2 separate regions of the Homo sapiens genome follow, and region 2 is linked to region 1. The links are chromatin loops, found by intact Hi-C in ENCODE. Cell type or tissue: adrenal gland. All regions are shown on one strand. Each heading gives the region's core, and the rest is flanking DNA. Links, peaks and the distances in the headings are about the cores only. Region 1 holds the start of TPRX2 (tetrapeptide repeat homeobox 2). Region 2 holds the start of TPRX1 (tetrapeptide repeat homeobox 1).

Region 1 (15,789 bases), core at 3,581-11,580:
TTGTTCACTTCCCTGATTTAAATTCTTTTTTTTTTCCTGTTTTTAAACATTTTTTTTAGTTTGCATTCTTTTAGGTATAAAAGTCACTCTGTTTTGAATCCTTTCCAAAATTATCAAACAAGCTCAAATCCTATAACATTTGCCATTAAAAGCAAGGGCAGCCGGGCGCGGTGGCTCATGCCTGTAATCCCAGCACCTTGGGAGGCCAAGGTGGGCGGATCACTTGAGGTCAGGAGTTTGAAACCAGCCTAGTCAATATGGCAAAACCCCATCTCTACTAAAAATACAAAAATTAGCTTGGTGTGGTGGTGGGCGCCTGTAATCCCAGCTACTCGGGAGGCTGAGGTAGGAGAATCGCTTGAATCCGGGAGGCAGAGGCTGCAATGAGCCAAGATCGCGCCGGCAACAGAGCCAGACACCGTCTCAAAAAAAAAAAAAAAAAAAAAAAGCAAGGGCAAAAGCCACAATTCCTTTCACATCAATCTAAAACATCCTTTCAAACACCCTCTTACTGAGAGGCCCCAAAGGTTCCCTTTGTGTTCCTCCTTCTTGCAACAAGACAATAAACCCAACTTTGCTTGACTACTGGTGTCCCTCTGATGGTCTTCAGCTGATCAACATTGACAGGTTTCACCAAGTCAGTCTTAAAAACCAACCACCTGGGCATGGTGGTTCACACTTACAATCCCAGCAATTTGGGAGGTTGAGGCAGGAGGATCGCCTGAGCCTGGGAGCTGGAGATCAGGCTGGGCAACAGAGCAAAACCCTGTCTCTACAAAAAATAAAAGAAATTAGCCGGGCATGGTGGTGGGTGCCTGTAGTCCCAGCAACTTGGGAGGCTGAGGTGGGAGGATTGCTTGAGCCCATGAGGTCAAGGCTGCAGTGACCTTGACCTGTTGCCACTGTACTCCAGTCTGGGCAACAGAGCAGGACCCTGTCTCAAAACCAAAAATACAAAACAAAAACAAAAACAAACAACAACCTATGCTCCAAAACCATTTCTGGGGAAATAATCAGATTCCCTACCCGTTCACCTACGAAGCCCAGCTAGAGTCTCTCGTCTTAATCTTTGCCAATCGAATACACAAAGTTTTTTTTTTTTTTTTTTCACAGAGTCTCGAATTGTCGCCTGGGCTGGAGTGCAATGCTGTGATCTCCACTCACTGCAAGCTCTGCCTCCTGGGTTCAAGCAACTCTCCTGCCTCTGCCTCCCAAGTAGCTGGGGTTACAGGCGCCCGCCACCACGCCCAGCTAATTTTTTTGTATTTTTTTGTAGAGATGGGGTTTCACTATGTTGGCCAGGCTGGTCTCAAACTCCTGACCTCTTGATCCGCCCGCCTCAGCCTCCCAAAGTGCTGGGATTACAATCACGAGCCACCACGCCTGGCCTCAAATATGCAAAGTTTTACATTTAATTTATTTTAGAAATTATAGAGAGGGGGACCATCTACTCACATCTTATAGACCAAGAAAACTGTGAGATCATTCCTGTTGACAGCAGGGCCATCATCTGCTTTGGTGAATAATGTGTTCCCAGCCACCTAAAAGCCGAACAAAATGTGCAATTATGGTAAAATGTTTCCAGAAAGGAAGCAGAATATAGATACAATGATGGAAGAATGCCACAGTGAGATACTAAGCAACCTTTTAAGAGCGTGCAGGGAACTTGTAAACATACCATCTATTTGTTTTATAATTTATTTATTTATCTATTTCCAAGACAGGGTCTCTACTCTGTCGCCCAGGCTGGAGTGCAGTGGTTTGATCATGGCTCACTGCAGCCTCGAATTCCTGGGCTCAAGCGATCCACCCCCCTCAGCAGCCCAAGTAGCTGGGACTACAGGTGCATACCACCACACCTGGCTAGTTTTTTGTTTTTTTTTAAAATATATTTTGTAGCGATAAGGTCTCGCTATGTTGCCCAGGCTGGTCTCGAACTCCTGGCCTCAAGTGATCTTCCCCCCTTGACTCCCAAAGCCCTGGGATTACATGCATGAGCCACCATGCCCAGCCACTATTTGTTTTGTTTCAGTTTATATTTATTTATTTATTTATTTTGAGACAGAGTTTCACTATTGTTACCCAGGCTGGGGTGCAATGGCACGATCTTGGCTCATCACAACCTCCACCTCCTGGGTTCAAGCAATTCTCCTGCCTCAGCCTCCCGAGTAGCTGGGATTACAGGCATGTGCCACCATGCCCAGCTAATTTTGTATATTTAGTAGAGATGGGGTTTGTCTATGTTGGTCAGGCTGGTCTCGAACTCCCTACCTCAGGTGATCCACCCACCTCGGCCTTCCAAAGTGCTGGGATTACAAGCGTGAGCCACTGCGCCCGGCAGAACTTTCTTATATTTAAATGTCTATCTTCACAAAATAGTACCAGTGAGCTTGTTCATCTGCTTATGTCTTTATTGGCCAAATAAATAGCCACGGTGCAAAATCTCTGTGGTCACTACTGTGTTCCCAGCATGTCCTGTAGATGAAGCCGGACAATGTGTGCAATGAGGAATCATTGCTGGGGATGCTGCTTTCTACAATAGAACTCTAAGTAGCAGGTGAAAACAATGAGCGAGGCCCGTGGTAACAATGTCTACGTTTTATTGAATTTTGAAATTGGTTGCATGAGTCATTTCTTTTTCTTTTTTTTTGGGAGGGGGCCGGAGTCTCCCTCTGTCACCCAGGCTGCACTGCAACCTCTGCCTCTCAGGTTCAAGTGATTCTCTTGTCTCAACCTCCCAAGTAGCTGGGATTACAGGTGCCTGCCACCAGGCCCGGCTATTCTTTTTGTAGTTTTAGTAGAGACGGCGTTCTGCCATGTTAGCCAGGCTGGTCTCAAACTCCTGACCTCAGGCGATCTGCCCGCCTCGGCCTCCCAAAGTGCTAGGATTACAGGCGTGAGTCACCGCGCCCAGCCTTGCATGAGTCATTTTTAGCTCCCTGGATCATGAGCCTTGTCAATCTCCTTGACCCCTGAACCCATGTGGGTCCTGCTATGAGGAGATGAGGGCAGCCAGGGGTCTGACACAGCAGATGCATCTCTGAGGGACCTGACTTGTGTGAACCAAGGTAATGGGTCCCCTGCATACATCAGTAGCAGTCCATGGAAATGTCCATCAGACCTGTGTCCCCTCCTGGTTGGGGGAGCAGGAAACTTCAAGAATGACTAGTAGGGGCCAGAGTGGCCTCAAAGGACCAAAGAGGAGGCTGTGGGGTCATCCAGGAGAGAGGGATGGTGACTGGACAAGGCGGGCAGCCCGGGAGCCGGGAGGAGTGGGTAGACTCGCTGGCATTGATCATGTGGGGCCCCAGCCCTGGGAAGGAATAAGGATGACTCCTGGGGGCTGGCTGGCGGTGCCTCTCCTGAGATGGGGACCCCAACCACAGGTCATGATGTTGACTCCCCCGATCCCATGTGGAATACCACCTCGCCTGGGCTAGGGCCCATGAGGGTGAAACCAAGGCTGTGTTGTCCACTGAGGTTCCCCAGCTCCTAGCACAGCTCAGCAGGCAGTACCTGATCAGTGATGAGGGATTAATCCACCATTCAACTCCTCCAGGGGGCGGGACTGCAGGGCAGGGTGGGAAACGGAGGGTCCTGGCAGGGTGGGCCAGGGTGGGCACAGCAGAGAAGTGATTTAAGAGCCAAGCCCTTGTCAGTACACACTTGTGTTTGGGAACAGATCAGGACTCAGGATGCAAGACCCTGGTCATCTCCAAGGTGAGCAGGGACAGAGGTGTGAGGGGCCTGGGCTGATCCTGTGGCTGAGGCTGCAGAGTGCAAATCTGGGCAGCCAGAGAAGGGCTGGGCCTGTGCGGGCGGCTTCCTGTCCTGCAGACGGGGGAGAACTTAGTGGTGTCTGGGAAATGAAAAATCATGCAGCTGGGCGCAGAGTCTCACGCCTGTGATCCCAGCTCTTTGGGAAGCCAAGGTGGGAGGATCACTTGAGCCCGGGACTCTGAAACCAGCCGAGCCAACATAGTGGAGACCCGTCTTTAGCAAAAATACAAAAATTACCCAGGGGTCGTGGTGCACACCTGTGGTCCCAGCTACTCGGGAGACTAAGGCGGGGGGTTCCTTGAGCCCAGGAAGTGGAGGCTGACTTGAGCCGTGATCACATCACTGCACTCCAGCCTGGGTGACAGAGCGAGATCCCCTCCAAGAAAAAGAAAGAAGGAAAGAAATTAAACCATGCAGTTGAGTGGAGCAGAGGACTGGGCAGGTGGCGGCTCCCCTGCAAGTGTCAGGGTCCCTATAACCCTTGGATGGGAGGGGACGGGGCAGCTGGGGAGGGCTGAGCAGGCCTGAGGCAGCCCCGTCTGCTCCGAGGTGAGGCGCCTACGCTGCCTGCCTTCCCAGGAGCTGTTATCGCGCCCATTTCCTAGATGTGGACCCTGAGGCCCAGAGAGGTGCAAGGTCTGGTCTGGATACCAGGCTGCTATCCGCGGTGCCGCCCCAGCCCACACTGCCTGGGCTCCTGGCCTGGCGCAGGGGACGGGGTCCCTAGGGGGGCTGGGGGCTGCCTGGGGGTTTCTGTGACCTGTTTCCCTCCCACCCCCAGGCCCTCCCCTGGCCCTGGACCCTCCAAGGAGACAGCGGCAGGAGCGCACGGTCTACACTGAAAGCCAGCAGAAAGTGCTAGAATTTTACTTTCAGAAGGACCAGTACCCGAACTACGACCAGCGACTGAATCTGGCGGAGATGCTCAGCCTCAGGGAGCAACAGCTGCAGGTCTGACCCCCACCCCCACCCCGCCCGCCCCAGTCACCCCAAGGAGCCTCCCCACCGCTGTCACTCACCGGGGCCTGGCCCGCCCGACCACCTCCCGCCCTGCCACGCAAGGGGTCCCGCCAGTGTAGACCCGGGCTGCATCCTGAGTCCTGTTCCAACTCTATGCTAGCCCAAACTCGCCCACATGATCGGCCCAGGCTGTCCCCCACGGGGTCTCCCGGTGCCCGGACCTCAGGCACCCGTGAGAACCCGCGGTCCCTCCCCTGGAACCCTCCCTGGCCCCCCGGGCACCTGGGCGGCAGACCCGGCTCCTCCCCTCCCACCCCACCCTCCTCCCCCTACTTTCCCCTCCCTCTTCCCTCCCTTCTCCAGGCCTGGGAGCCGGGGGCCCTCATATGGTGGGTGCGGGGTGGGGGTGAACACCGGGAGAGTTTTGAGGCCGGCGCCGCCCCCGAGCGGCTCACCCGGGCCGCGCGAGTCCCTCCTTCACACCTTCTCCCTGTCCCCTCTGCCCCCCAGGTGTGGTTCAAGAATCGCCGCGCCAAACTAGCTCGGGAGCGGCGGCTCCAGCAGCAGCCCCAGCGCGTCCCTGGGCAGAGAGGCCGAGGAGCCCGCGCTGCGCCCCTAGTCCCTGTAGCCGCTGCCTCCTTCCCTGGGGGTCCTGAGTTCCCGCAGGGCAGGGGTTCCTGGATCTCCCCTCAGCCGGGCCCCTGGGGAGTCCTCCCAGCAGCAGAACCGAAGATCTACAGCCTCCCCCGGACCTGGGGTGGCCCTGAGTGTGGAACACAGGAGGGCCTCAAGGCTGTCCCGGCTCCAGGCCCTGGCCCAATCCCAGCCCCTATCCCAGGCCCAGCCCAGATCCCAGGCCCAGTCCCAGGCCCAGCCCCGAATTTAGGCCCAATGTCAGGCCCACTGTCAGTCTCGATCCCCGGTCCAATACCAGCCCCCATCTCTTGCCCAGGCCCAATCCCAGACCCAGTCCTAGGCCGAACCCTGATGCCAGGCCCAGGATCACTCCCAACCCCAGCCCCAGGCGCCTTGTGGCCTCAGAGCCCCTATGCCTCCAACTTGTCGCCAGACACCCAGTTATACCCTGACTTCACCAAGCTGCTCCCGCTCCTAGACCGGTTCGAGGAATCCTCACTCTCCACCACGACGTCTCAGTACAAAGAGGAGGATGGCTTCGTGGACAAAAATCACTCAGTCCCCAGGTCATTACTGGATTTATAGGGGGCCTGTGCCTGCAAAGTTCTTCAGATCCCAGAGGGCCTGGAGTGGCTGATCTACACTGCTGGTGACTTTCTGCAGTGAATGCATCACCCTTTACCCACCCTGCTGCAGGTGGACATTTGCTGTCTTCACTGTGCAGCCATCACAGGTGGCTCTGCTGTGAATGTGCCTGCCTGTCATTTGAATTGAGCCTGAGCGTTTCTCTGCTGAGACTGGAGTCGCTGCTCACTGGGATGTTTGGCATTAGTGGATGCCGCTTGAGAGCTTTGTTAAGGGCTTTTCCCAGCCCTCCTTCTGGTCAATGTCCTCCCCAACACTGAGGCTTGTGAGACTTTTTAATGTTTGTCGATCCAGTGACTTGTGGTTTTGTTGTGGTTGTAATATCCATTTCCCTGATGATTGAGAGATTGAGAAATTCTCATATGGGTATTAGGCATTTTCAAATAGTGACTATTTTTCGTTTTTTTTTTTGAATATTTTCTCATTTTTATTAAATAGTGACTATTCATGGTCTTTTTGGCCCATTTTTTGTAGTTGATTTCTTTACAAATGTTTATAATTTTTTTTTTTTGAGTCAAAGCCTTGCTCTGCCACCCAGGCTATCGTGCAGTGGCACGATCTTGGCTCACTGCGGCCTCTGCTTCCTGGGTTCAAGTGATTCTCTAGAGTCTCAGCCTCCTGAGTAGCTGGGACTACAGGTGCCCACCACCGTGCCTGGCTAATTGTTGTATTTTTAGTAGAGATGGGGTTTCATCATGTTGGCCAGGCTGGTCTTGAACTCCTGACCTCAAAGTGTTCCGCCTGCCTCAGCCTCCCAAAGTGCTGGGATTACAGGTGTGAGCCACTGTACCCGGCCACGATGTTTTAAAATAAAACTCCATTGGGAGTTAATATTCTGCGAGGATCTCCTATTATGTGGTTCGTCTTCTTGCTTTTGTTAAGTAGATCACTGTGCATAGCATTCAAAACATTCATCAGCAGATTCATTCTTCAGTAGAAGAAAAAACTCAATTTAAAAATCAGACTTGATGGACAAAAACTGTTATAAAAGTTTATTTTTTTTTTGAGACAGGGTCTCACTCTGTCATCCATGCTGGAGTGCAGTGGTGCCATCTTGGCTCACTGCAACCTCCGCCTCCCACGTTCAAGTGATTCTCCTACTTCAGCCTCCTGACTTGCTGGAACTACAGGTGTGGGCCACCACACCTGGCTAATTTTTGTATTTTTTGTAGAGACAAGGTTTCTCCATGTTGCCCAGACTTGAGCTTTCAAGTTTCTTCAAGAAAATTGTTGGAATTTTAATTGGAATGACATGAAATTTAGAAGTGTTTTTGGGAGAAATTGAAATTTTTACAAAGTCTAGTCGACCTAGTACTTATTTATATTCATTCAATCGGTGTTTTACAAAGGTTCTTCATGAAATGTTGTTATTGTTATTATTATTATTATTTTTCTGACAGAGTCTCGCTCTGTCGCCCAGGCTGGAGTGCAGTGGTGCAATCTTGGCTCACTGCAACCTCTACCTCCTGGGTTCAAGTGATTATCTTGCCCCGGCCTCCTGAGTAGCTGGGCTTACTGGGATTACAGTAGCACACCACCACGCCCGGCTAATTTTTGTATTTTTAGTAGAGATGGGGTTTCACCATGTTGGCCAGGCTGGTCTTGAACTCCTGACCTCAGGTGATCCACCCCCGTCGGCCTCCCAAAGTGCTGAGATTACAGGCGCGAGCCACCGTGCCTGGCTGAAATGTTATTATTTAATCACAGAGCTCTTGCATGCATCTTTCTGTAGATTTATTTCTTGCACTTCATTTTTATTATTGTCTGATATTTTACATGGTATTTTAAATTTCTTATTTTAAAAAAATGTTTGTCTTGCACATAGAATTCAGTTGATCTGTTTATTTTGTTTCCAGGAACCTAGTTCAATTCTTTTGAATTCTCATAACTTAGCTGGACATTGTAAATTTAAAAATGAATAAAACTTCATGGTTACTTTGTGGACATTGATTGCTGCTAAGCCGACGAGTGCCTCTCCTCAGCACTCCACACCCCTCTCCGCGTCTCGCTTCCTCTGCCGCCCCCTAGTGGCCATCCTGGCCCTGGGTCTCCCCACAGCGGGTTCTCTGACCCTGCCTGTCCTGGTCCCGTTTAGCAAATGCTCTAATCCTCTTAGGCCAGGCCAGCCTCAGCAAAGCAGAGAGAGAATTAGATCAGATGTTGGGGGAAGGGAGGACGGCTGTGCGTGTGTGCGGGGGACAGACTTCCAGGATGTAATGAAAGCTCCTCCTTATCTAGCCGACCCTGGTAGTAAAATACACACAAAAACACCGGAACTTCACACCAGTCAGACTCTGACAGTGTGGGAAGAGTAGGGAGGAATCTAATCCATCTATTGTAGGCGAGGGAGCCCCTGTGGACATTCTGGGGGCATGGGGGAGAGGTGGTCCAGTCTGACTGTAGATTCAGAATCACATCCTGGGCCTAGGGGAGGGACGGTGGTGCTCCAGGGCCCTGCAGGCATATCAATGAATGGAAAATGGATTAGTTTATTAATGAAGATGGAATTTGCATGTGCCCTGATTAGCTGAATAGAAAGTGAATGGATTAAGTAGAACAGAATTCCTCTCTTTTTCATCTCCTCAATTCTTCTTTTTTTTGGATACAGGATTTCACTCTGTCACCCAGGCTGGAGTTCAGTGACGCGATGTCAGCTCACTGCAACCTCTGCCTCCCCGGTTCAAGCGATTCTCCTGCCCCAGCCTCCCGAGGAGCTGGGATTACAGGTGCCCGCCACCACGCCCGGCTAATTTTTATATTTTTAGTAGAGATGGGGTTTCACTATGTTTGCCAGGCTGGTCTGGAACTCCTGACCTCAGGTGATCCACCTACCTCGGCCTCCCAAAGTGCTGGGATTACAAGCATGAGTCACCAGGCCGGGCCACGGATTAGTTTGTTAATGAATGAAGATGGAGTTTGCACATGCCCTGATTAGCTGAACAGAAAGTGAATGGATTAAGTAGAACAGAATTCCTCTCTTTTTAATCTCCTCAATTCTTCTTGTTTTTGGAGACAGGGTCTCGCTCTGTTGCCCAGGCTGGACTGCAGTGATGCAATCTCGGCTCACTGCAACCTCCACCTCCCAGGTTCAGGCTATTTTCCTGCCTTACCCTCCCTAGTAGCTGGGATTATAGGGGCTAGCCACCACGCCCAGCTAATTTTTGTATTTTTAGTAGAGATGGGGTTTTACCATGTTGGCCAGGCTGGTCTTGAACTCCTGACCTCAGATGATCCACCCACCTCAGCCTCCCAAAGTGTTGGGATTACAGGCATGAGCCACTGCTCCTGGCCTCAATTCTTTTTTTTTTTTTTTTTTTTGGAGACAGGGTTTTGCTCTGTCACCCAGGCTGGAGTGCAGTGGTGTGATCTCGGTTCACTGCAACCTCCGCCTCCCAGTTTCAAGCAATTCTCCCACCTCAGCCTCCTGAGTAGCTGGGACTACAGGTGCATGCCACTGTGCCTGGCTATTTTTTTTTTTTTTTTTTTGATAAAGACAGGGTTTCTCCATGTTGCTGAAGCTGGTCTCGAACTCCTGAGCTCAGGCAATCCTCCAGCCCATGTCTCCCAAAGTGCTGGGACCACAGGCAGGAGCCACTGCCCCCGGCTATATCTTCTCCATTCAATTTCCCTCCTTTTTCACCCAAGCAAGCAGCCCCCTTCACTCCCTTTGGAAACCGAAAATTCCAAGGGAATTTTACCATCTCCTAGGAAGCTCTCCCGCCTCTCCTCATCATCCCAGGCTGTGTTCTGGGCATCCCCAAGGGAAGCATCTGGACTTCTCACTGGACCAAGGAAGAGGGGACGAGGTGACGTTCAGAAGGCGGGCCTTCGAAATTCCCCATGTCTGTCTTGGCAAGAGCAAGAATTTCTCTTGTTTTCCTGCCTGTAGCCAAAAAGCATAACAAGAAAGGATTCAGGGTACGTATGAGAACAGTTCATTGTACCTTCGACAAATGGGTCAAGTTCAAGCTAATACTGCCCTGCATGCTCCGGGATGGAGATGGAGGCAGTGCAGGTAGAAATGTCATTGTCTTGTAAGGATCAGAGAGAGGGGGAAAAGGGCCAATTTTTTTTTTTTTTGTAGAGGGAGTCTCACTCTGTCTCCCAGGCTGGAGTGCAGTGGCTCGATCTTGGCTCACTGCAACCTCTGCCTCCCGGATTCAAGCGATTCCCCTGCATCAGCCTCCTGAGTAGCTGGGACTACAGGCGCCTGCCACCACCAAACCCAGCTAATTTTTTTATTTTTATTTTTATTTTTTGAGATGGAGTCTCGCTCTGTCACCCAGGCTGGAGTGAAGTGGCGTAATCTCGGCTCACTGCAACCTCCACCTCCCGGGTTCACGCCATTCTCCTGTCTCAGCCTCCCTAGTAGCTGGGACTACAGGCGCCCGCCACCACGCCCGCTAATTTTTTGTATTTTTAGTAGAGACGGGGTTTCACCGTGTTAGCCAGGATGGTCACGATCTCCTGACCTTGTGATCCACCCGCCTCAGCCTCCCAAAGTGCTGGGATTACAGGCATAAGCCACCAAGCCTGGCATTTTTGTATATTTTGTAGAGACAGGGTTTCACCATGTTTTCCAGGCTGGTTTTGAACTCCTGATCTCATGTGATCCTCCTGCCTCAGCCTCTCAAAGTGCTGGGATTACAAAGTGTGTGAGCCACTGTGCCAGGCCAGAACCTCTTGCTTTAACACCCTGCTTCATCCTAGGTCTCTGGATCTAGTTTCTGATTTTCTTTTTTTTTTTTCGAGATGGAGTTTTGCTCTTTTTGCCCAGGCTGGAGTGCAATGGCACGGTCTAGGCTCACTGCAGCCTCCACCTCCTGGGTTGAAGTGATTCTCCTGCCTCAGCCTCCCGAGTAGCTTGGATTACAGGCGCCTGCCACCACGCCCAGCTCATTTTTTTTTTTTGTAATTTTAGTAGAGCAGGGTTTCACCATGTTGGCCAGACTGGTCTCGAACTCCTGACCTCACCTGACCTCAGGTGATTTGCCCGCCTCGGCCTCCCAAAGTAGTGGGATTACAGGCGTGAGCCACCGCACCTGGCCTGATTTTTTTCTTTTTTTCTTTTTTTGAGATGGGGTCTCACTCTGTCACCCAGGCTGGTGTACAGTGGTGTGATCATAGCTCACTGCAACCCTGAACTCTTAGGCTCAAGCAGTCTTCTCATCCCAGCCTCCCTAGTGGCTGTGCCTACAGCCATGTGCCACCAAGCCAGGCTAATTTTTAATTTTTTTCCTGTAGAGATGGGGTCTTGCTATGTTGCCTGGGTTGGTCTCGAACTCCTGGGCTCAAGCTATCCTCCCATCTAGCTTCCTAAAGCATTGGGATTACAGGTTTGAGCCACAGCACCTGGCCTGCCCCATCTCTTAAAAAAAAAAAAAAATAGTGAGGTTGGTGGGGTGGGGCACCAGTATGTTTTAAAGCTCTGAGGCAATTCCAGTGTGCAAAGCTTGAGTACTGCTGTTCTCAGTCAAATCCCTGCCATGGAGTAGACAGACTCCTGGGAGTTGATGCCTAACTGTCATTATTAAGAAGACACCAAAGCCAGCTGTGGTGGCTCATGCCTGGCATCCCAGCACTTTGGGAGGCCGAGGTGGGTGGATCACCTAAGTTCAGGAGTTTGAGACCAGCCTGGCCAACATGATGAAACCCCCTCTCTACTAAAAATAAAAAAATTAGCAGAGCATGATGGCGGGTGCCTGTAATCCCAGCTACTCAGGAGGCTGAGGCATGAGAATCGCTTGAACTGGGGAGGTGGAGGCTGCAGTGAGCCAAGATTGCGCCACTGCGCTCCAGCCTGGGTGACAGAGCGAGACTGTCTCAAAAACAAACAAACAAACAAACAAAACTATTTTAGTAAAAGAAAACTCAAAATTGCCTTATCTGATTGTCCCTTTCACAGAAATCCACCTAGATAAAATCAAATGCCATAAAGAGAAAGATGTGAATGGTCATTATTTTATTTATTATTTATTTATTTATTTTTGAGATGGAGTTTTGCTGTTGTTGCCCAGGCTGGAGTGCAGTGGCTTGATCTTGGCTCACCGCAACCTCCACCTCCCGGTTCAAGTGATTCTCCTGCCTCCGCCTCTCGAGTAGCTGAGATTACAGGCATGAGCCACCATGCCCAGCTAATTTTTGTATTTTCAGTAGAGACGGGGTTTCTCCATGTTGGTCAGGCTGGTCTCCAACTCCCGACCTCAGGTTATCTGCCTGCCTCGGCTCCCAAAGTGCTGGGATTACAGGCATGAGCCACTGTGCCCAGCCTGCGAATGGTCATTATTTTTATACCAAATAAATATAGTAGCCACCAGTAAATTCATTAGTTAAAAAGGGTTTTCAGCTGGGCATGGTGGTTCACGCCTGCAATCCCAGCACTTTGGGAGGCCTAGGTGGGTGGATTACGAGGTCGGGAGATCAAGACCATCCTGGCTAACACGGTGAAACCCCGTCTCTACTAAAAATGCAAAAAATTAGCCAGGCATGGTGGCGGGCGCCTGTAGTCCCAGCTACTTGGGAGGCTGAAGGAGGAGAATGGCGTGAACCCGGGAGGTGGAGGTTGCAGTGAGCCGAGATTGTGCCACTTCACTCCAGCCTGGGTGACAGAAATTCTGTCTTAAAAAAAAAAAAGGGTTTTCAAGGCCAGGTAAGGAGGTGGCTCACGCTTTCTAATCTCGGGAAGCCGAGGTGGAAGGATGGACTGAACCCAGAAGTTCGAGACTGGCCTGGGCAACATAGTAAGACCCCGTCTCTACAAAAAATTAAAAATTTGGCCAGGTGTGGTGGCACTACCTGTGGTCTCAGCTACTTGGAAGGCTGAGGCAGGAGGGAGGATCACTTGAGCCTGGGAGGTGGAAGCTGCAGTGAGCTGTGGTGGTAGCACTGCACTCCAGACTGGATGACACAGCAAGACCCCGTCTCAAAAAAAATTTTTTTCCAGACTCCCATTTTAACAGACTGTTTCTGCCGGGTGCAGTGGCTCACGCCTGTATTCACAACACTTTCGGAGGCCGAGGAGGGTGGATCACTTAAGGTCAGGGGTTTGAGACCAGCCTGGCCAACATGGTGAAAACCCGTCTCTACTAAAAATACAAAAATTAGCCTGGCATGGTGGCTGGCGCCTGTAGTCCCAGTTACTCAGGAGGCTGAGGCAGGAGGATCGCTTGAATCCGGGAGGCAGAGGTTGCAATGAGCTGAGATCGTGCCACTGCACTCCAGCTTGTACGACAGAGCAAGACTCCATCTCAAGAATATCCCCCAAAAACAACAAAAAACCTCAGACTGCTTCCCTGAAATTCTTCTAAAGAAAATGCCTGACAGGAAATAACTTAAGGATATTGTGGGTTTTTATTGTTGCTACTTCGAGATGCAGTTGTATCTCTAGAGACACAGTGGGGTCAGATCAGAGATGGGGTTCATTCAGGGGCACCCCCAGAACTGGGAGAGTCCTCGGCTTCCACATACCCGTTATGGTGCTCCGTGGCCACCAGGGGGCAACAATACGTCACTGTTCCAGCCCAGGGAGCGGCCAACCAGAGCTTGGACCTGGGGTGTCCCAGGAGCCACCTAGACCGGCTGGTTCCTTCCATACAAAAGACCTCCAGGTGGGATGGGGGAGAGACACCCCACATTCGAGTGGGAGAAAAACATGGAAAAGACACAGAGGCAACATTATATTTCTTTCCACTTGTGTAATTTAAGCTAAAGCCAAACAGCTAGAAAATATACTTTTTTTTTTTTTTTTTTTGGAGACAGTCTTGCTCTGTTGCTCAGGCTGGAGTGCAGTGATAGGATCATAACTCACTGCAAGCTCCGCCTCCCGGGTTCAAGCCATTCTCCTGCCTCAGCCTCCCAAGTAGCTGGGACTACAGGCACCCGCCACCACGCCTGGCTAATTTTTGTATTTTTAGTAGAGACAGGGTTTCACCATGTTGGCCAGGCTGGTCTCAAACTCCTGAGCTCAAGTGATCCACCTACCTTGGCCTCTCAAAGTGCTGGGATCATAGGCGTGAGCCACCTTACCCGGCCTTCTTGTTGTGGTTTTAATTTATATTTCTCTAGAGGCAAATGATGCAAAACATCGTTTCATGTGCTGATTTGCCATCCCTGTGTCCTCTTTGGTGAAATGTTTGTTCAAATCTTTTATTCTTTTTTTTCTTTTAAAAGATTATTTGTTTAATGCTGGGTTTTAGGAGTTCTTTATGTATTCTAGAAACAAGTCCATTGCCAGATATGAGATTTACAAGTACTTCCTCTCCATCTCTGGTTTGTCTTCTTGTTTTCTCATTTTGTTTTGAGATGGAGTCTCACTTTGTTGCCCAGGCTGGAATGTAGTGGCACAATCTCGGCTCACTGCAACCTCCGCCAACACATCTGGCTAATTTTTCTATTTTTAGTAGAGACAGGGTTTTACCATGTTGGCCAGACTTGTCTTGAACTCCTGAGCTCAAGTGATCCACCTGCCTCGGCCTCCGAAAGTGCTGGGATTACAGGCATGAGCCACCGCACCTGGCCTATCTTTTCATTCTCTTTATAGGTTCTTTGGTTCTTTTGCGGAACAAGACTTTAGTTTTTTTATTTTTTATTTTTGAGATGGAGTCTCCCTCTGTTGCCCAGGCTGGAGTGCAATGGTATGATCTCAGCTCACTGCAACCTCCATCTCCTAGGTTCAAGCAATTCTCATGCCTCAGCCTCCCGAGTAGCTGGGATTACAGACATGTGCCATCATGCCCAGCTAATTTTTGTATTTTTAGTAGAGACAGAGTTTCACTATGTTGGCCAGGCTGGTCTCAAACTCCTGACCTCAAGTGATCCGCCCTCCTTGGCCTCCCAAAGTGCTGGGATTACAGGTGTGAGCCACCGCACCTGGCCTTATGAAAGTTTTAGAAGCCTCCATAAACACCGTTTATTGTATATGGTTTAACAACACAGAGTAAGAGGATAAAATTAGATTGCAAATTACACTCCTTAAGATCAGAGCAATAATAAATTGTGGAGATACATGTGATGAAAAGAAATGGAACCTTAATTGCTCCTGTAATTTTATTTCTTATTTTTATTACTAATTTTTGCTCTAAAATCTGTCACTGTAGCTATTTCTTATTTTTATTAACAAACATTTAGACATCCTTTTAGGTAGTACGTACATTATTCTTGTAGCATTCTGTAAACGGGAAACATTGCAAACATTTAAAAAAGTCTGGGATCCCATGACTCAACTCACTGCAACCTTTGCATCCCTGGGCTTTGAACCCTGGTTCTCTGAACCCTAGTCACTTCTTTCTTTTTGAGACGGTCTCGCTCTGTCACCCAGGCTGGAGTGCAGTGGCGCGATCTTGGCTCATTGCAACCTCTGCCTCCTGAGTTCAAACGATTCTCCTACCTCAGCCTCCCGAGTAGCTGGGACTATAGGCGTGCACCACCATGCCCGGCTAATTTTTGTATTTTTAGTAGAGATAGGGTTTCATCATGTTGGCCAGGATGGTCTCGATCTCCTGACCCCGTGATCCTCCCCCACCCCCCCGACCTCCCAAAGTGCTGGGATTACAGACATGAGCCAATGCGCCTGGCTAATTTTTTTTGGTTTTTGTATTTTTAGTAGAGATGGGGTTTCACCGTGTTAGCCAGGATGGTCTCAGTCTCCTGACCTCGTGATCCGCCCGTCTCGGCCTCCCATAGTGCTGGGATTACAGGCATGAACCACCGTGCCTGGCCAACCCTGGTAACTTTTAACAAGGAAGGGATCAGAGATGCAGAGGTTTGATA
Region 2 (15,789 bases), core at 5,758-13,757, 50 kb before region 1:
TCAGGGTCCACATCTAGGAAATAGGCGCGATAACAGCTCCTGGGAAGGCAGGCAGCGTAGGCGCCTCACCTCGGAGCAGACGGGGCTGCCTCAGGCCTGCTCAACCCTCCCCAGCTGCCCCGTCCCCTCCCATCCAAGGGTTATAGGGACCCTGACACTTGCAGGGGAGCCGCCACCTGCCCAGTCCTCTGCTCCACTCAACTGCATGGTTTAATTTCTTTCCTTCTTTCTTTTTCTTGGAGGGGATCTCGCTCTGTCACCCAGGCTGGAGTGCAGTGATGTGATCACGGCTCAAGTCAGCCTCCACTTCCTGGGCTCAAGGAACCCCCCGCCTTAGTCTCCCGAGTAGCTGGGACCACAGGTGTGCACCACGACCCCTGGGTAATTTTTGTATTTTTGCTAAAGACGGGTCTCCACTATGTTGGCTCGGCTGGTTTCAGAGTCCCGGGCTCAAGTGATCCTCCCACCTTGGCTTCCCAAAGAGCTGGGATCACAGGCGTGAGACGCTACACCCAGCTGCATGATTTTTCATTTCCCAGACACCACTAAGTTCTCCCCCGTCTGCAGGACAGGAAGCCGCCCGCACAGGCCCAGCCCTTCTCTGGCTGCCCAGATTTGCACTCTGCAGCCTCAGCCACAGGATCAGCCCAGACCCCTCACACCTCTGTCCCCGCTCACCTTGGAGATGACCAGGGTCTTGCATCCTGAGTCCTGATCTGTTCCCAAACACAAGTGTGTACTGACAAGGGCTTGGCTCTTAAATCACTTCTCTGCTGTGCCCACCCTGGCCCACCCTGCCGGGACCCTCCCTTTCCCACCCTGCCCTGCAGTCCCGCCCCCTGGAGGAGTTGAATGATGGATTAATCCTTCATCACTGATCAGGTACTGCCTGCTGAGCTGTGCTAGGAGCTGGAGAACCTCAGTGGACAACACAGCCTTGGTTTCACCCTCATGGGCCCTAGCCCAGGTGAGGTGGCATTCCATGCGGGTTTGGTTGGGGGAGTCAACATCGTGACCTGTGGTTGGGGTCCCCATCTCAGGAGAGGCACCGCCAGCCAGCCCCCAGGAGTCATCCTTGTTCCTTCCCAGGGCTGGGGCCCCGAGTGACCAATGCCGGTGAGTCTACCCACTCCTCCTGGCTCCTGGGCTGCCTGCCTTGTCCAGCCACTATCCCTCCTTCCTGGATGACCTTGCAACCTCCTCTTTGGTACCTCAAGGCCACTCTGGCCCCTACTATCCATTCCAAAAATTGCTCCCTAGGTGCCTATAGGTGTAAGCAGAGCTTAGTACACATTGGCCCTGCTGATAATGGTTTGGTTTCTGTAGTGGATTTGCCTATGGGGTGAAGTTCTGATAGGCATTCACATAGACCTCTGTTGGTTTCTCCTGGAGAGTAAATGACCTCAGTGCTGGTTTATTCCAGTTTATATACGGGGCTCGTGTGCTGGGTTCACATGAGCCCAGCCTCTCCAAGCTGCATAGACCTGTATCAGGAGGGGGCACAGGTCTGATGGACGTGCCCATGGACCGCTGCTGGTCTGCCCTTGTGAGTGAATGAACCTACTGCTGATGATACAGGGGACCCATGACCTTGGTCTACAGAGATCGGATCCCTCAGAGATGCGTCTTCTCTGTCAGACACCTGGCTGTCCTCATTTCCCCATGGCAGGACCCACGTGGGTTCAGGGATTAGAGAGATTGACAAGGCTCATGGTGCAGGGAACTAGAAATGACTCATGCAATCAATTTCAAAATTCAATAAAACGTAGACATTGTTACCACGGGCCTCGCTCATTGTTTTCACCTGCTACTTAGAGTTCTGCTGTAGAAAGCAGCATCCCCAGCAATGATTCCTCATCGCACACATTGTCCGGCTTCATCTACAGGACATGCTGGGAACACAGTAGTGACCACAGAGATTTTGCACCATGGCTATTTATTTGGTCAATAAAGACATAAACAGATGAACAAGCTCACTGGTACTATTTTGTGAAAATAGACATTTAAATATAAGCAAGTTCACGGCAGCATGATTCACTATCGCCCAAAAGGAGAAAATGCTGAAAACATCGATCCACTGATGCATGGATAAATAAAATGCTGCATGGCCAGGCGCGGTGGCTCACGCCTGTAATCCCAGCACTTTGGGAGGCTGAGGCAGGCAGATCACCTGAGGTCAGGAGTTTAAGACCAGCCTGGCCAACATGGCGAAACCCTGTCTACTAAAAATACAAAAATTAGCTGGGCGTGGTGGCCAGCACCTGAATTTCAGCTACTTGGGAGGCTGAGGCGGGGGAATTGGTTGAACCCGGGAGGCGGAGGCTACAGGGAGTGGAGATTGTGCCACTGTACTCCAGCCTGGGCAACAGAGTGAGACTCCATCTCAAAATAAATAAAAGTGGCTGGGCACGGTGGCTCACGCCTGTAATCCCAGCACTTTGGGAGGCTGAGGTGGACGAATCACTTGAGGTCAGGAGTTTGAGGCCAGCTTGGTCGACATGGTGAAAATCCGTCTCTACTAAAAATACAAAAAATTAGCCAAGCATGGTGGCGGGAGCCTGTAATCCCAGCTACTTGTTAGGCTGAGGTAGGAGAATCACTTGAACCCGGGAGGCAGAGGTTGCAGGGAGCTGAGATGGTGCCACTGAACTCCAGCCTGGGTGACAGAGGGAGACTCTGCCTCAAAAAACAAAACAACATCCCCCAAAAAAACCCACAAAAAATAGAAACCCAAAATGTCATATATTTACACAATGGGATATTACTCAACCATGAAAAGGAATAAAGCTCTGATACGTGCTACAACATGGATGAACCTTGCCAACATGATGCCGAGTGAAAGACGCCAGACTCAAAAGCACATATACGATTCTATTTATACAAAGTGTCCAGAATAGGCAAATCCATAGAGACAGAAAGCAGATTAGTGGTTGCTACGGGTTGGGGAGAAGGGAAAATTGGGACCAACTGGGAATAGCTATGGAGATAGCTATTGGGGACGGTGAAAAATGTTCTAAAATTGACTGTAGTGAAGGAGGCACAACTCTGCAAACAGACTAAAGACGATTTAATTTTTTTTTTTTGAGATGGCGTCTTGCCCTGTCACCCAGGCTGGAGTGCAGTAGTGGTGTGATCTCGGCTTGCTGCAACCTCCATCTCCCGGGTTCAAGTGATACTCCTGCCTCAGTCGCCCAAGTAGCTGGGATTACAGGCATGCACCACCACGCCCAGCTAACTTTTTGTATTTTTAGTAGAGAATGGGTTTCACCATGTTGGCCAGGCTGGCCTCGAATGCCTGACCTCAAGTGATCCACCCATCTCGGCCTCCCAAAGTGCTGGGATTACAGGTGTGAAACACCGCGCCCGGCCAAAACCATTTCATTTTGTACTTTATGATTATTCTTTTCTTTTTGTTTTGCCGTGTTGCCCAGTCTCGTCTCGAACTCCTGAGTTTAAACAACCAGCCCACCTTGCCTCCCAAAGTACTGATATTACAGGCGTGAACCAGCGTGCCCGGCCTGAATTGTATACTTTATTTAATTAAATTTATTTATGTATTTGTTTTGAGACAGAGTCTCTGTTGCCCAGGCTGCAGTGCAGTGGATTGATCTCAGCTCTGCCTCCTGGGTTCAAGTGATTCTCATGCCTCAGCCTCCTGAGTAGCTGGGATTACAGGTGTGTGTTACCACACCCAGTAAAAAATTTTTTCTATTTTTAGTAGAGATGGGGTTTCACCATGTTAGCCAGGCTAGTCTCGAACTCCTGGCCTCAAGTAATTCGCTCTCCTTAGCTTCTCAAAGTGCTGGGATTACAGGCATGAACCATGGCACCCAGCCCTGAATTGTATACTTTAAGTGGGTACTTTTATATTACGTGGATGACATATCAATAAAAAATATAAATTAATGCAAAACTCAGCATATTGCCCTGTGGATTGGCCAAGATCAAAGAGATGGATCAAGTGTAGACCCAGAGAATGTGGTTTTCTCTTGCCATTGATGAAGTGTAGGTTGGTAAAATATTTTTGGAGGTTTTTTTTTGAAATTGACTCTGTGACATCTATTAAAGGATGAAATGTGTATAGTACCCTTTGACTCAATGATTTTTTTTGAGACAGGGTCTTGCTCTGTTGCCCAGATTGGAGTGCAGTGGAGTCAATCGAAACTCACTGCAACCTCGAACTCTGGGGTTTAAGCGATCCTGCAACCTCAGCCTCCTGAGTAGGTGGGACTACAGGCAAGTACCACCATGTCCGGGTAATTTTCTTATTTTATTTTATTTTCTTTATTTGTTTTGAGATGGAATTTCACTCTTCTTGCCCAGGCTGGAGTGCAATGGCGCGATCTCAGCTCACTGCAACCTCCGCCTCCCAGGTTCAAGCAATTCTCCTGCCTCAGCCTCCTGAGTAGCTGGGATTACAGGCACCCACCATGATGTCTGGCTAATTTTTGTATTTTTAGTAGAGACGGGGTTTCACTGTGTTGTCCAGGCTGGTCTTGAACTCCTGACCTCAGGTGATCCACCCGCCTCAGCCTCCCAAAGTTCTGGGATTACAGGTGTGAGCCACCATGCCTGGCCAATTTTCTTATTTTATTTATTTATTTATTGAGACCGAGTCTCGATCTGTCACCCAGACTAAAGTGCAGTGGCTCTGCACTTTAATGCAGATATCGGCTCACTGCAACCTCTGCCTCCTGGGTTCAAGTGATTCTCCTGCCTTCCGAGTAGCTGGGACTACAGGCGCCTGCCACCACATCTGGCTAATTTTTAAATTTTTATTTAATTTTTATTTTATTTTTAGTAGAGATGGGGTTTCACCATGTTGGCCAGGCTGGTCTTGAACTCCTGACCTCAAGTGATCCGCGCACCTTGGCCTCCCAAAATGCTGGGATTACAGGTGTGAGCCACCGTGCCTGGCCTCAATGTTTTATTGTAAGAGACTTATCCTGGGAAAATACTTGCTCCGCTGTGAATAAGCGCAGATATCAGTGTTCAGTGTAACATTTCTTTGAAATATCAACTGAGTTAATTGGATTAATTCACGCCCACAAATTAGAAGATGATTAATTTGTGGCAGCCTCAGACTATGGAATGCTAATGAAAGTTTAAGAAAGGGATGAAGTGGTAACCAATTAGTAAGAAATGATGATCTTTAATGTATTTGTTGTTTTGTTTGCCTGGTGGATGTCTGCTTGCTGTTTGCTGAAATAAATGTGTCTTGAACACAGAGACTTTGTTGGGCTTTTTTTTCCCTCCCAAATCCCCATGTCTGTAATAGGAAAAGCTCAAAGGTGCTGAGTAATAATGTACTAAATGATTGAGTTTGTGTTTTCCATATCAAATGCTGTCTCAGGCACATTGTTTATTTTGAAGAATGTACACATTTAATAAGCACATACAAAAAATATATATTATACATATACATATTCTTTTTTCTTTTCTTTTTCTTTCCTTTTTTTTTGGAGACAGGGTCTCTCTCTATCACCCAGGCTGCGTTGCACTGTCATGATCTCGGCTCACTGCAACCTCTCCCTCCTTGGCTCAAGCCATTCTCCCACCTCAGCCTCCCAAGTAGCTGAGAGGACAGGCGCATGTGCCACCACATCTGGCTAATTTTTGTATTTTTTGTAGAGACGGGGTTTTGCCATGTTACCCAGGCTGACCTCTAACTCCTGACCTCAAGTGATCCATCCATGTTGGCCTCCCAAAGTGCTGAGATTACGGGTGTGAGCACAATATATTTGAATGAACAATAAATAACAACAAAGATAAAAACTCCTGCAAAAGTAATTACCCAGAGATGACGCGGAATGTCTATTTTCTCTATTTCCTGCTGTTTATAATTATTATTTTTTAATGGACAACCTGGAAAACAAGAAGCATTTCTGGCCTTGAATGCCACCCTAGGACTCGTCAACACCCTGCCCACAGAAGTCCCCATGCCTTTTCTCGTCCTGATGTGTCTTCAGGGTTGGATGGAATTTCTGGAGATTCCTCCTGGGGCTCCCCAGGCAATGGCCAAATTCCTAGAGTCAGGTGGATGGAGGGAGGTCTTCTGAAGCCTGGGGCAAGAGTGATGTAAGTGGGAATGAAGTCGGTGGAAAAGTGTGAAGAAGGGATTATGAAATCCATTCTTGGCCAGACGCAATGACTCACACCTGTAATCCCAGCACTTTGGGAGGCCGAGGTGGGCGGATCACCTGAGGTCAGGAGTTCAAGATCAGCCTGGCCAACATGGCGAAACCCTGTCTCTACTAGAAATACAAAAATGAGCTGGGTGTGGTGGAGGGCGCCTGTAATCCCAGCTACTTGGGAGGCTGAGTTAGGAGAATCACTTGAACCCCTGAGGCAGAGGTTGCCGTGAGCTGAGATTGTGCCACTGCACTCCAGCCCCGGCGACAGAGTGAGACTCCATCTCAAAAAAAAAAAAAAAAAAAAAAAAAAATCTATTCTTATTTGATTCCTTCAGAACAGAAACAGAAACAATGGCTCTCTCCTTATCCATCAATTTTTTTTTTTTTTTTTTTTTTGAGACAGAGTCTCGCTCTGTCGCCCAGGCTGGAGTGCAGTGGCCGGATCTTGGCTCACTGCAACCTCTGCCTCTCAGGTTCAAACCCTTCTCCTGCCTCAGCCTCCTGAGTAGCTGGGATTACAGGCGCCCACCACCACGCCCGGCTAATTTTTGTATTTTCAGTAGAGACAGCATTTCACCATATTGGCCAGACTGGTCTTGAACTCCTGACCCTGTGGTCTGCCCGCCTCAGCCTCCCAAAGTGCTGGGATTACAGGCGCGTCCAGCCTTCCATCAATTCTTCAATCTCCTCTTTTACCCTATGCCTGTGGGCTCTGATGGGGTTGACCTCTTGGTGGGGTTGACTCATCTTTGCTCCTGCCCCCAAGAGGCCCACAGACACCTCCCCATCCTCTGCATTGTGAGGGTATCTCTTGGTGCAGGGGGAGGGGGTTCAGGAGGGGCACATGGGCAACAAGGAGTTGTTTGGGCTTTGAAGACAATATTGGGGCAGATCAGAGTGGGGGTGACAAAGGCATGAGGTTGGCCTTTGCTTTCTAGAATCTTGTTGTTCAATGTCTTTCTGACATTGGGGTTCCTCTCGGTGTCTGGACATTCATTCTTGAAACACTGTCCTTGCTCTCTGTTTTTTTTTTTTTTTAATTTTATTTTTTGAGACAGGATCTCTCTCTGTCACCCAGGCTGGACCGCAGTGGAGTGATCTCAGGTCACTGCAACTTCTGCCTCCCGGGTTCAAGGGATTCTCCTTCCTCAGCCTCCAGAGTAGCTGGGATTACAGGCGCCCGCCACCATGCTTGGCTAATTTTTGTATTTTTAGTAGAGACAGGGTTTCACCATGTTGGCCAGGATGGTCTCAAACTCCTGACCTCAGGTGGTCAGCCCTCCTCAGCCTCCCACAGTGCTAAAATTACAGGTGTGAGCCACCGCACCTGGCCGGCCCTGAGTTTAATTTGAATGAATCAACAACATATATTCAATAAGGTGTCTTTAAACCGAAACACGCATGAACCAGGGTGAGGTATTGATCGATTGATGACAATAGTGTGAGCAGAGCCTTGTGGGACCCCAAATCTGTATTTCCCCTGGGAGCAGGGGTTCCTTATTGGCTGAGACCATGTTCATGGCAACTTTTTTTTTTTTTTTTTTTTGAGACAGCGTCTCACTCTGTTGCCCCGGCTAGAGTACAGTGGCGCGATCTCGGCTCACTGCAACCTCCGCCTCCCGGATTCAAGCGATTCTCCTGCCTCAGCCTCCTGAGTAGCTGGGACTACAGTCATGCGCCACCACGCCCAGCTAATTTTTGTATTTATAGTAGAGATGGGGTTTCACCATATTGGCCAGGCTGGTCTCGAACTTCTGACCTCGTGATCCGCCCACCTCAGCCTCCCAAAGTGCTGGGATTACAGGCGTGAGCCACCGCGCCCGGCTAATGGCAACTTCACAGAACATAACAAGTAAGAATGAGGAGAACTGCCTGTATTTATTTATTTTTAATTTCTTTTATATATATTTTTTGAGACGGAGTTTCGCTCTTGTTGCCCAGGCTGGAGTGCAATGGTGCAATCTCAGCTCCCTGCAACCTCTGCCTCCTGGGCTCAAGCAATTCTCCTGCCTCAGCCTCCCAAGTAGCTGGGATTACAGGCACCTGCCACCACGCCCGGCTAATTTTGTATTTTTAGTAGAGATGGAGTTTCTCCATGTTGGTCAGGCTGGTCTTGAACTCCTGACCTCAGGTGATCCGCCCACCTCGGCCTCCCAATGTGCTGGGATTACAGGAGTGAGCCACCCGTGCCCGGCCTGAGAACTGTCTGTATTTATTAAGTGCTCAGTACATTCAAGGGACTGATCTAGGCACCTCCAGAGAGTTAACGGGTGCAGTCCTTGTTCTCAGGGAACTCGTTGTTCAAGTGGGGGAAGGCAGGCGTTACTCAAAGAATCACAGAATAGGCTGGGCGCTATGGCTCATGCCTGTAATCCCAGCACCTTGGGAGGCTGAGGTGGGTGGATTGCTTGAGGCCAGGAGTTCGAGACCAGCCTGGGCAACATAGCGAGATCTTGTCTCTCTTAAAAAATATAAAGAAATGGCCAACCATGGTGGCTCATGCCTGTAATCCCAGCACTTTGGGAGGCCGAGTCAGGAGGATCAATTGAGGTGAGGGGTTCGAGACCGGCCTGGCCAATATGGTGAAACTCTGTCTCTACTAAAAGTACAAAAAATTAGTCGGGCATGGTGGTGTGTGCCTGTAGTCCCAGCTACTTGGGAGGCTGAGGCAGGAGAATCGCTTGAACCCAGGAGGGGAGATTGCAGTGAGCCAAGATCACACTGAGACAGAAATTAAAAGAGAGAAACAGAATAAAGCAAAGGTTAAGTGAGAAACACTGCACTTCATCCTGGGCCACAGAGTGAGACTCCATCTCAAAAAAACCCCCCAAAACCAAAAACTAAACAAAAAAAGCCTGGGCCTGGTGGCTCACGCCTGTAATCCTAGCGCTTTGGGAGGCCGAGGCGGGTGGATCACTTGAGGTCAGGAGTTCAAGACCAGTCTGGCCAACATGGTGAAACCCCGTCTGTACTAAAAATACAAAAAATTAGCCAGGTATGGTGGCACGCGCCTGTAATCCTAGCTACTCAGGAGGTTGAAGCAGGAGAATCGCTTGAACCCAGGAGGTGGAGGTTACAGTGAGATGAGCTCACACCACTGCACTCCAGCCTGGGCGACAGAGTGAGACTGTGTCTCAAAAATAAATAAATAAATAAATAAATAAATAAATAATAATAAATAAAACAACCCCCCCCACCCCGCCAAAATTAGCCAGGCGGAGTGGCGTGCTCCTGTAGTCCCAGCTACTTGGGAGGCTGAGGTGGGAGGATCGCTGGAGTCTGGGAGGTTGAGGCTGCAATGAGCAGTGATTCCCCGACCTGCACTCCAGCCTGGGCAACAGGGTGAGACCCTGTCTCAACAAACAAACAACAAACAAAACTCCCCAAAAGCCCACGACCCCCCCAAAACACACAAAAAACAAAAAGCCACATGCCAAGAATTAATAAGTAACTCTGGATGAGGGAATCGGGTCCTTGTAGAGAGGGGAGTTGTTCCAGAATTGCAGGTGGAGGCACTAGGCACTCCGGTGACCGTGGCGGCGAGAGTCAAGCTGGGAAGACACTTTCCAGGCGCGGGGAGCAAGATCTCTCAGCCTCCAGGTGCCCTCTCTGCCCCTTGGCATTCCCCCACCCTGCCCCTCTGTCTCCCCCTTTCTCTGTTCCTCAGTTTCCCCTCCTCGTTGTCCCTTGTGGGGTCCCAGTGTGTGAGTTGCTTTGTGTCTACCCCCTTCCAGGGTCTGACAAGCAGAAGGAGTTTTCATTATATCCTGGCAGTCTGTCCCCCAACCCCCAAATCGGATCTAATTCTGCTCTGCTGAGGCTGGCCTGGCCTGGCCTAAGAGGATTGGAACATTTGCTAAATGGGACTAGGACAGGGTGAGAGAGGCGTCGCTGGGGAGACCCAGGTGCCAGGACGGCCACCAGGGGGCGGCAGAGGACGAGGGAGACCAGAAGACAGAGGGGACAGAGAAGGGCGTGGTGGGGGCGGGGTGGGGGTGGGGTGGGGAGAGGCAGGGAGTGGATACAGGCATATTCCCTGGCTGTTTAGGGAACCACATTTAAGGGGTTAGAAGGGTGCCAACATTGCTGATTTTTTTTTTTTTTGAGACAGAGTCCTGCTCTGTCAGCCAGGCTGGAGTGCAGTGGTGTGATCTCGGCTGACTGAAACCTCTGCCTCCTGGGTTCAAAGGATTCTCCTGTCTCAGCCTCCCAATAGCTGGGAATACAGGCACCCACCACTACGCAGAGCATATTTTCGTATTTCAGTAGAGGCGGGGTTTCACCGTGTTGGCCAGGCTGGTCTCGAACTCCTGAACTTAAGTGATCTGTTCACCTCGACCTCCCAAAGTGTTGGGATTACAGGTGTGAGCCACAGTGCCCAGTCAACATTGTTGATTTTTAAGGTTTATTATGCGCTGTGGCTCACGCCTGTAATCCCAGCACTTTGGGAAGCTAAAGCAGGAGGATCATTTGAGCCCAGGAGCTTGAGACCAGCCTAGGCAACATAGCGAGACCCTGTCTTAAAAAATAAGAATAAAGTTTATCATTAACCTCTACCCTGACTTTCTACTCACTCTCCCCTCTCTGTTCCTTTAGGGATAATGGGGGCCTGGAGAGTGGGAAGGGGAGTGCAAGCATGGGGGTCTGGAGGTGTCTGATCAACGACCTCAGAGATGACCTGAGGTTTCCTGAGCTGGGAATGTTTTGGAAGGGTCTGAACTGCAAGGAATCTTTGCAGAGTCCTGGGGTCTACCTCTGATGTGAAGCATCTTGCATTTTGGAGCTGTCCAAGTAAAACATGAAAAAGAATTTGATACAGAATTAAAAATACATTTTTGTTTTTTCTGAGACTGAGTTTCGCTCTTGTCGCCCAGGCTGGAGTGCAATGGTGTGATCTTGGCTCACTGCAACCTCTGCCTCCTGGACTCAAGCAATTCTCCTGCCTCAGCCTCCCAAGTAGCTGGGATTACAGGCATGTGCCACCATGCCTGGCTAATTTTGTATTTTTAGCAGAGAGGGAGTTTCACTATGTTGGCCAGGCTGGCCTTGAACTCCTGACCACAAGTGATCTGCCCGTCTTGGCCTCCCAAAGTGCTGGGATTACAGGTGTGAGTCATTGTGCTTAGCTCAATAAATAGATAAATTATATATATATATATATATATATATATATGCAAATATATATATATATATTTTTTTTTTTTGAGACAGTCTTGCTATGTTGCCTAGGCTGGAGTGCAGTGGTGTGAGTTCGGCTCACTGCAACCTCCGCCTCCCGGGTTCAAGCGATTGTCCTGCCTCAGCCTCCTGAGTAGTTGGGATTACAGGCGTGCAACACCATGCCCGGCTAAGTTTTGTAGTTTTAGTAGAGATGGGTTTTTACCATGTTGGTCAGGCTGGTCTCGAACTCCTGACCTCGTGATCCACCCACCTTGGCCTCCCAAAGTGCTGGGATTACAGGCATGAGCCACCGCACCTGGCTCAAAGAATACTTTAAGTAAAATTCAAAATCTTCAAAAGTGTTTTTAAAATTCCACGCTTTTAATTTCTACTTCATGCCAGGCCCAGTGGCTCATGCCTGTAATCCCAGCACTTTGGGAGGCCCAGGCAGGAGGATCACTTGAGATCAGGAGGTTGAGACCAGCCTGGGCAACATAATGAGACCCCCGTCTCTACAAAAAAAAAAAAAAAAAAAAGCAGGTGTGGTGGTGTGCACCTGTAGTTCCAGCTACTCAGGAGGCTGAGACGAGAGGATCATTTGAGCCCAGGAGGTTGAGGCTTCAGTCAGCCGAGATCACGTCACTGCACTTCAGCCTGGGCAACAGAGCAAGACCCTGTCTCAAAAAAAAAATGTAAAAGAAATAATTTCCAATACAGTAAGTAGCAATAGATATATAGTCAATATCAACAAAAGCTCTTTGAGCCTTCGGTTACTTTAAATTTCAAGAGCTGGAGAGGACCCTGGAGTGTTTCTTTGGGACTTGGGACAAGTCTTATTTAGACTCTGGGTCATGTGTAGCGGGGTAGTTGAGGGCACGGTTTTGAGAGGCAAACACGGCTGACCCAAATATTGTTTTTCTGTTTATTTATTTATATTTATATATATATTTTTGAGACAGGATCTTGCTCTGTTGCCCAGGCTGGCATGCAGTGGTGTGGTGAGTCTCGGCTCACTGCATCCTCCGCCTCGCGGGTTCAAGCAATTCTCATGCCTCAGCCTCCTGAGTAGCTGGGATTATAGGCGCACACCACCATACAGCTAATTTTTTGTATTTTTAGTAGAGACGGGGTTTTGCCATGTGGGCCAGGCTGGTCTTGAACTCCTGAGCTCAAGCGATCCTCCCACCTTGGCTTCCCAAAGTGCTGGGATTACAGGTGTGAACCACTGTGCCTGGCCTTCTTTTTAATTTTTTAAAATTATATTTTTTTGGCCTCCTTCCCCTCCTAATATATTTTATTTTGTAGAGATAGGGTCTCACTATGTTGCCCAGGCTGGCCTCAGTCTCTAATCCATAGCCTCAAATGATCCTCCTGCCTTGGCCTCCCAAACCCCTGGGAATTTTTTTTTTTTTTTTTTTTTGAGATGGAGTCTCACGCCGTCGCCCAGGCTGGAGTGCGGTGGCACAATCTCGGCTCACTGCAAGCAACGCCTCCCAGGTTCATGCCATTCTCCTACCTCAGCCTCCCGAGTAGCTGGGACTACAGGCGCCCGCCACCACGCCCGGCTATTTTTTGTATTTTTTAGTAGAGATGGGGTTTCACCATGTTAGCCAGGATGGTCTCGATCTCCTGACCTCGTGATCTGCCCGCCTTGGCCTCCCAAAGTGCTGGGATTACAGGCGTGAGCCACCACGCCCAGCCCACTGTGAGCTTTTCTTTTGCATTTCCCTGATGATCAATGAATGTGAGCCCAGTTTTATACACTGGTGGATTATTTGCTATTCTCACTTTTGAAATGCCTGTATAAGTCTTCTGCAACCTGGTTGAATATCAGGCATTGATGTTTTATGATCTCAAATGGTGGAACAAGGGAGATCAGTGTCCTTGCCCTGGGGATCAGCCTGGGAGGCCCAAGGCTAGTTCTCAGAGCTGTGGAGTTCGGCACCCACTGGGTCCCAGGTTCCCACCTGAGCAGTTGTTCTCACAGGTAAGGCCTGAATGCTCACAGCCACCTTGTGGTGCAGACACACAGATAACTCCATTCTACAGGCAGGGAGACTGAGCCTGGGAAGGAGGGAGGTGCCCACAGGTCCCAGCTTCTCACACACTGCATGAACCACAGACCTTGGGAACAAGATCTCAGGGAACAATAACTCCATGGAAACTTCCTCCCAGGCGGCTTCTGGTATCATCCCCACTTTACAGAGGAGGAAACTGAGGCTGAGAGAAGTGTAGTCTCCAGTTCTGTCTCCCACGTCAGCGGCAGAGCCAGAGCTGGGCCAGCACCTGCCCCGGAGCCTGTGCCCTCCTGATCACCAGGTGATATGGCCTCTTAGGATGCTCGCCACAGCCCCACGGAGCTCAGAGGTCCCTTTCTCAGAGGAGGAAACTGAGGCTGAGAGAGGTTTCGTCAATTTCCGAGGTCACACAGGTGATGAGTGGAAGAACCAGGGGTAGAATTTAAATCTCTTTGGCCCCCGAGCCCCGCTCTTCACCCCCGAGTCTGCCTGGGATTCCTAGAAGATGGATGAGGTCAGCTTCCTCCCCTGCTCCCATGGGATTCCCAGGGCTCATTGTGACAGCTTGTCACTGTATCCACTTTGCAGAGGAGGAAACTGAGGCCCAGGAGCCCATATGAAGGGCCCAAGGCCACGCAGTGAGAAAACAACAGGATTTAAACCCAAACTCATGTGGCTCCATGCCAGCTCTTGGCAAGACCCTCCCGACTCAGCCATGTTCAGGGCCCTCCCTTGTTGGCCCTGCCAGCCTCTCTCTGCCGCATCCGTAGGCTCCTCTGTCCAGTGAGGACAAGGAGCTGAGTGGATGCACCCACTACCAGGCATGGGACCTGGTAGAAGCAGGGATTCATGGCACAGTTAGAGCCTGAATGAATTAACTCAGGAACAATATGATCCCTGAAGCATCCAGAGATTCAAACACTAGTGGGCAGCCCCACAGTCTGACCTCACAGTGCTGCAATCACAGACCCTTGGTCCTTTTGGGAAAACATCACACCACTTCTCTGTGCCAGTGTCTCTACCTGGTTCTGCCCCACCATCCATCCATCCATCCATCCATCACCCATCCATCCATCCATCCATCCACCCATCCATCACCCATCCATCCATCCATCCATCCATCCATCCATCACCCATCCATCCATCCATCCACCCATCCATCACCCATCCATCCATCCATCCATCCATCCATCATCCATCCATCCATCCATCCATCCATCATCCATCACCCATCCATCCCTCCATCCATCCATCCATCCATCCATCCCTCCGTCCATCCATCCATCCATTTCTTTCACATTTATTGAACACACACTTACTGCTGTGTGTCTGGGACAGTCCTAGGTACTGGGAATACAGCTGAGAACAAGACAGACAGGGCCCCATCCTCCTGACAAGGGCAGACAAGAAACAAGATGTCAGTAAGAGTTTTGCAAAAGATTAAATAGGATGAATGTGTTAGGGAGCTAAGGGGGTGCAGGTATGAGGAGCACCCCCATCCTGCAGTAGAGCCTGGAGTGAAACTCATCAACAACCTGATCCAAGGATCCTCCAGTATTCCATACATCTTCAGACTGTCCCCAGAATTTAACCCCACTTTTTTTGTTTATTATACTTTAAGTTCTAGGGTACATGTGCACAACGTGCAGGTTTGTTACATATGGATACATGTGCCATGTTGGTTTGCTGCACCCATTAACTCATCATTTACATTAGGTATTTCTCCTAATGCTATTCCTCCCCCTGCCCCCCACCCCACAACAGGCCCCTGTGTGTGATGTTCCCCACCCTGTGTCCAAGTGTTCTCATTGTTCAATTCTCACCTATGAGCGAGAGCATGCGGTGTTTGGTTTTCTGTCCTTGTGATAGTTTGCTCAGAATGATGGTTTCCAGCTTCATCCATGTCCCTGCATAGGACATGAACTCATCCTTTTTTATGGCTGCATAGTATTCCATGGTGTATATGTGCCACATTTTCTTAATCCTTAACCCCACTTTTTCCAGCTGCAATCATGTGCATTACAATAAGTCTCAAAGTCAGGTAGCGTAAGTTCTCCAACTCGTTTTATTTTTCCAAGACTGCTTTGATTATTCTAGATCATTTATATTCCATAGCAACTTCAGAATCAGTTTGACAATCAATTTCTACAGAAAAATCCTGATGAGATTCTGATTGGGATTGCAGTAAATCTAAAGATTAGTTTGAGAAGAATTGACCTCTTAATAACATTGAGTCTTCTAAACCATGAACATGGTATAGTTCACTATTGACTTGAGTCTCCTTTAATTTCTTCCAGCAGTGCTTTATATTGTTTCAGTAGGATAATGATCTGATAGAAGAGATGACAGGACTTATGGATGGATTGGATGTAAGTGGTGAGGAGAAAGGGGTTAGGGGCCAGGCTGAGTGCCCAGATTTCTGCCTGAGCCACTGGGTGGAGATGAGAAGGAAAGCAAGTTGCCTCAGAAGACCTAGC

The links. Peaks named below come from ENCODE experiments on the same cell type or tissue, not always from the same donor. Only the 100,000 strongest peaks of a DNase experiment are listed, where the experiment ranks them.
Region 2: it touches region 1 in a loop (9-fold over the local background); 33 of 110 quality-filtered maps call a loop at or near these places.

The regions. Positions count from the first base shown.
Region 1 is chr19:47,855,552-47,871,340 of GRCh38, forward strand. It overlaps TPRX2 (tetrapeptide repeat homeobox 2), which reads left to right and starts at 3,684. Exons shown (of 3, transcript NM_001397347.2): 1 at 3,684-3,720; 2 at 4,562-4,731; 3 at 5,251-6,170. The coding sequence starts at 3,696. The coding sequence ends at 5,961. LINC01595 (long intergenic non-protein coding RNA 1595) reads right to left here and starts at 13,810. Exons shown (of 4, transcript XR_936006.3): 1 at 13,489-13,810; 2 at 9,720-9,904; 3 at 8,854-8,956; 4 at 7,739-8,475. It overlaps SULT2A1 (sulfotransferase family 2A member 1), which reads right to left. Exons shown (of 6, transcript NM_003167.4): 6 at 14,916-15,789. RefSeq lists enhancers at 8,125-8,626, 8,627-9,126. In adrenal gland, for the core only: a CTCF peak has its summit at 8,051 (motif pointing left); a DNase peak (open chromatin) is centred at 8,080; H3K27ac peaks cover 404 bases.
Region 2 is chr19:47,803,837-47,819,625 of GRCh38, forward strand. It overlaps TPRX1 (tetrapeptide repeat homeobox 1), which reads right to left and starts at 715. Exons shown (of 3, transcript NM_001397346.1): 1 at 679-715. The coding sequence starts at 703. In adrenal gland, for the core only: a CTCF peak has its summit at 9,999; a DNase peak (open chromatin) is centred at 10,045.